Regions from separate parts of the Homo sapiens genome. Here region 2 is linked to region 1. A link is an interaction called in ENCODE POLR2A ChIA-PET data of the cell type or tissue named here. Cell type or tissue: HepG2. All regions are shown on one strand. Region 1 overlaps DOCK6 (dedicator of cytokinesis 6). Region 2 holds the start of RAB3D (RAB3D, member RAS oncogene family).

Region 1 (2,500 bases):
GGACTGTCTGTGCTCCCAGCCAGCCTTGTCCCATCACCCCAGCCTTGTATGTGCACCTTCAGGGCCCCTGTCCCTCTGACACCCCCATCCTGCCCCCCACAGGAACCTGCTGTACGTGTACCCGCACAGCCTCAACTTCAGCAGCCGCCAGGGCTCCGTGCGCAACCTTGCTGTGCGAGTGCAGTACATGACAGGCGAGGACCCCAGCCAGGCTCTGCCGGTCAGTGGCTGTGCCCCAGGGAAGGGGGGTAGGGCATCCCCCATGGGTCCCTCATGAATCCACTCTCCCAGGTCATCTTTGGCAAGTCCAGCTGCAGTGAATTTACCCGCGAGGCCTTCACACCGGTGGTCTACCATAACAAGTATGTAGGGGGACACGTGAGGAACTTGGGGGCACTCATGGGGGTAGGAGGATGTCCCTTATATATACACATAAGGCAGCATCGATGGGAAGATGGGGGACAGGAAGAAGAGAGGTAGAGGCTCCCAGAGTGCTAATGAGGGAAGCTGAGGCAGACAGCAGAGACAGTGGGGCCTAGCAGCAATAAGGGCGTGGCATGGCAGAGGTGATGGGGCAGACAGTGGGGACCCCAGCCCCCAGCAGATCCCCCAGCCCGATTCTGCCAGGTCCCCCGAGTTCTACGAGGAGTTCAAGCTGCATCTTCCAGCCTGCGTGACAGAGAACCATCACCTGCTGTTCACCTTCTACCATGTCAGCTGCCAGCCCCGGCCGGGCACTGCCCTGGAGACACCCGTGGGCTTTACTGTGAGCCGTCCCCTCCCTCCCTCCCCCTGAGCCCTCCTCGTCCCCCAACCTGGCCGCAGACCTGACCTCCAGCCTCTCCCCAGTGGATCCCACTGCTGCAGCACGGGCGCCTGAGGACCGGCCCCTTCTGTCTCCCAGTGTCTGTGGACCAGCCGCCGCCCAGCTATTCCGTGCTCACACCCGATGTATGTGCCCTGGAGCTCCTGCCTGCCAATGCACTGTCCCCAGAAGCACTCCCGAGTCACCTGCCTTCCTTCCTGTCAATCCTGGGAGGCTTGTTATCCTCTACTGGTGCCTCCAGGGCCCCCGTGTAGCTCATTATTCCCCTATTAATGCCTCTCTGTGTCCTACATGTCCTCCCCAAAGATTCCCATTGCCTCTCTGCTCCATTCCCACTTTAGCCACCCTGACTGCCTTCCTGATCACTGTCCCCTGCCCTCGTAGTACCTTATCATTCCCCATGAATGCACCATTGTTAATGACCCTAGGCCTCAAATCCTCCTATCCTGTTTCCTGACCTACTCAATGAATATTCATTCACCCTGTGTCTCCATTCTCTGCCCCCGTCTTGGCATGTGGATTTCCAGCCTGCCCAGTGGACCCTCTCAGTCTACTGGGACCAGGGCTGGGGGCAGGGTGCTTGGCTGCACCCCCAGACCGGGCTACACTCACGCTGCAGTGTCGCAATGGCTGGGGCCGCTGGGTGACCTGATCAGTCAGGGAGGGCTGACCAGTGCCCACCTGGTGCCTCCCTCCCACAGGTGGCGCTTCCGGGCATGCGCTGGGTGGACGGTCACAAGGGCGTGTTCAGTGTGGAGCTCACAGCCGTGTCCTCTGTGCACCCCCAGGTACGGGGTGGGCCGGGAACCAAGAGTCCCGCCCTGCTCCCCTCTTGCCTGCCCTACGATTGAGTAACAGTTGCCGATGGCCGGGGAGGTCTGGCCTCAGGCCTTGGACGTGACTTTGGTCAGCTGGACCCAGCTTTAAGGGAAGCTGCTGATTCAGGCAGGGGTGGTCTTCATTCCCTGAGGCCCCACCCTGCTCACTCCACATCCCTACCCAGGACCCCTACCTGGACAAATTCTTCACCCTGGTGCACGTCCTGGAGGAGGGAGCCTTCCCATTCCGGCTCAAGGACACTGTGCTGAGCGAGGGCAACGTGGAGCAGGAGCTGCGGGCCAGTCTTGCAGCACTGCGCCTGGCCAGCCCCGAACCCCTTGTGGCCTTCTCCCACCACGTGCTGGACAAGCTCGTGCGTCTGGTCATCAGGCCCCCGATCATCAGTGGCCAGATTGGTAAGCGAATGTGGCCTCAGACCTCAGTTTCCCCATCCACATGGCTTCTCAGTCCTGAGGTCCTGAGGGATCTTCTATAAGCCCATTTACCTCTCTGGCCATTTTTCTCATCTGAAAAATGACCTCCAGTCCCCTGCACCCAGAGAAGGTCTTCTGTGACCCTTTGGCCCGGGTGCAGCGGTTCACGCCTGTCATCCCAGCACTTTGGGAGGCCGAGGCGGGCAGATCACCTGAGGTCGAGAGTTTGAGACCAGCCTGACCAACATGGAGAAACCCCTTCTCTACTAAAAATACAAAATTAGCTGGGCGTGGTGGCGCATGCCTGTAATCCCAGCTACTCGGGAGGCTGAGGCAGGAGAATTGCTTGAACCTGGGAGGCGGAGGTGACAGTGAGCCGAGATCATGCCACTGGACTCCAGCCCGGGCAACAGAGCAAGAC
Region 2 (2,500 bases), 100 kb before region 1:
TTTTTTTGAGACAGAGTCTCACTCCATCGTCTAGGCTGGAGTGCAGTGGCGCGATCTCGGCTCACTGCAACCTCCACCTCCTGGGTTCAAGCGATTCTCCTGCCTCAGCCTCCCAAGTAGTTGGGATTACAGGTGTGCACCACCATGCTCGGCTAATTTTTGTATATTTATTTATTTATTTGAGACAGAGTTTCGCTCTTTTTGCCCAGGCTGGAGTGCAGTGGCGTGATCTCGGCTCACTGCAACCTCCGCCTTCCGGGTTCAAGCAATTCTCCTGCCTCAGCTTCCAGAGTAACTGGGATTACAGGCATGCGTCACCACGCCTGGCTAATTTTGTATTTTTTAGTAGAGACAGGGTTTCTTCACGTTGGCCAGGCTAGTCTCGAACTCCCGACCTCAGGTGATCTGCCCACCTCGGCCTCCCAAAGTGCTGAGATTACAGGTGTGAGCCACCGTGCCCAGCCCCTAATATTTGTATTTTTTTTTTTTTTTTTTTAGTAGAGATGAGGTTTCACCATGTTGGCCAGGCTGGTCTTAAATTCCTGACCTCAAGTGATCCGCCTGCCTTGGCCTCCCAAAGTACTGGGATTACAGGCATAAGCCACCGCGCCCAGCTCTCGTTTATTTTTATTTATTTGAAACAGGGTCTTGCTCTGTTGCCCAGGCTGGAGTGCTGTGGTGCAATCAAGGCTCACTGCAGCCTCGATGTCTCCAGCAATCCTCCTGCCTCAGCCTCCCAAGTAGCTGGGGTTACAGACGCACGCCACCACACCTGGCTAATTTTTGTTATTTTTAGTAGAGATGAGGTCTCCTTACGATGCCCAAGCTGGTCTCAAACTCCTGGCCTCAAGTGATTCTCCTGCCTCGGCCTCCCAAACTGCTGTAATTACAGGCCACCGCGCCTGGCCTAGCCTACTTTAAGGCCGGCACTGCACTTGACAAACACTAACTCAGATCAGAATCCTCCCACAACTCTGTGAGGTTGGGTACTCTCGCTATGAGCTACTTGACGGATGGGGAAACTGAGGCTCAAAGAGGTTAAGTAACGCGTCCAAAGCCACAAGACTAGAAAGTGGTGGAGCTGGGACTCGAACCAGGCCCAAGACTCTATGCTTTTAACAGCCGTGCGTATAGTAGAAGCTCTTTACAAGCAGCTGGGAAAATGAGATGTTGCTTGGCTAGGACGGGCTCTAGACGCTTGGTGCAGCTTCCAGCCCCTCCCACCCGCTCTCTGAAAGCCCCGCCCAAGACTCGGCCCCTCTTCGTCCTCCCCCATCCCCCGCTCCGGGAACGGCCCTTCCTCCGCCTTCTGGGCGGAGCCCGCGCGGGATCCGGGTGGCTGCAGGCTGCTGGCTTCTGCGGCTGCGGGGTCGGGGTCGCGGCCAGGGCCAAGCCGCAGCGAGTTCACAGGCGGAACCCCTGCAGGCGGCGCCCCCTACGCGAGGTCACCCCTGGGAAGGAGCGCAGCCCACCCGGCCCCTCCGCATCCGAGCAGGTCTGTGGGGTACGGGGGTTTGGGAGGAAGGTAGGGGGTCTGGGGAACAAAGGCGGGGCTGCGGGGAACGCCTCTGCCCTCGCCCCCACCCAGCTGGGCACTTGGGAAGCGCTGATGGGGCGCGGGCGGGGCAGAGAGCCCAGCTGGGGACAGGCGTTGGGACCATATGGTGATGGGGGAAACTCCTGAGTCCACCTGCATTGGCTGGGGCGCCCCAAATCTAGTGAAGGGGAACAGAGGCGAGCCCTCCGGGGCCAGGCTTGAGGGAGGGTCGGCAGATGGTTAGAAAGAGGCGGGACCGACTGACACAGGTGAGCTAAGGCTGGGGGAGGTGGGGGCCCCAGCCTTGCGGCCCTGCCCTGCGTGGGGAAAGGTTTCCTGCCTCTTCTCTTCCCCTCCTTAAACTCGTTCTCCTGGAACACGGGGTGGGGCCGGTTGGGTCCTGGTTTAAAATGGAAAAAAGCCCCAAAGGCAGTTGAGAAATAGCTGTGCCAGGGCTGTCTCTGCCTCTGCCCCGCCTGCATCCAGGCCTTCTGCAGCCTCTCCGTGCGGTTCCCGCAGCGGCCATAGACAGCTGGGGAAACTGAGGCCTGGGAGAGGTTATGAGGGTTGAGGGAGCACCTTGGACTCGGATGAAGCAGCATGTTGGAGTGTGGGCAGATTCAAGGAGCCTAGCCGTGGGACAGATTGCCTGGAAAGACCAAGGGTGGGCGGCAGTGGTCGTGGTGGTGGGGTTGTGTTAATTAAGTGGCTGGGATCGTTTCCTTGGGTATAAGGACTCTCACTCCTGCCTCCGTGGACTGGGGCTGGAGTGAGTCAGCCTTGGGCAGAAGGAGACAGGCCTGGCCCCTTTGACAAATAGAAAATAGCAGTACCCATTTAGGGGGTAGAACTGGACTCTAAACCTGGGCCCTGTACATAGAAAACCCCTTCCCCTTGGAACTCAGAGAAGGGGTTGTATTTGGCATGAGTTGGTGGGCGGCAGGCGCCCCAGTGGCTGACACC

Evidence for each region. ChIA-PET counts read pairs that join two places held together with the same protein. Peaks named below come from ENCODE experiments on the same cell type or tissue, not always from the same donor. Only the 100,000 strongest peaks of a DNase experiment are listed, where the experiment ranks them.
Region 2: POLR2A ChIA-PET joins it to region 1 with 5 read pairs; 2 of 35 experiments call an interaction of 5 or more read pairs at or near these places.

What each region holds. Positions count from the first base shown.
Region 1 is chr19:11,235,907-11,238,406 of GRCh38, reverse strand. It overlaps DOCK6 (dedicator of cytokinesis 6), which reads left to right. Exons shown (of 48, transcript NM_020812.4): 15 at 103-220; 16 at 292-362; 17 at 628-766; 18 at 850-951; 19 at 1,528-1,614; 20 at 1,830-2,061. Among named protein-coding and RNA genes, the nearest start is that of ANGPTL8, 2.5 kb to the left of the region's middle. RefSeq lists enhancers at 462-1,272, 1,273-2,083. In HepG2, no CTCF peak of the experiment used is centred here; DNase peaks (open chromatin) are centred at 1,286 and 1,526; H3K4me3 peaks cover 1,384 bases.
Region 2 is chr19:11,338,464-11,340,963 of GRCh38, reverse strand. RAB3D (RAB3D, member RAS oncogene family) reads left to right here and starts at 1,307. Exons shown (of 5, transcript NM_004283.4): 1 at 1,307-1,495. RefSeq lists a silencer at 1,265-1,524. In HepG2, no CTCF peak of the experiment used is centred here; a DNase peak (open chromatin) is centred at 1,243; H3K4me3 peaks cover 1,610 bases.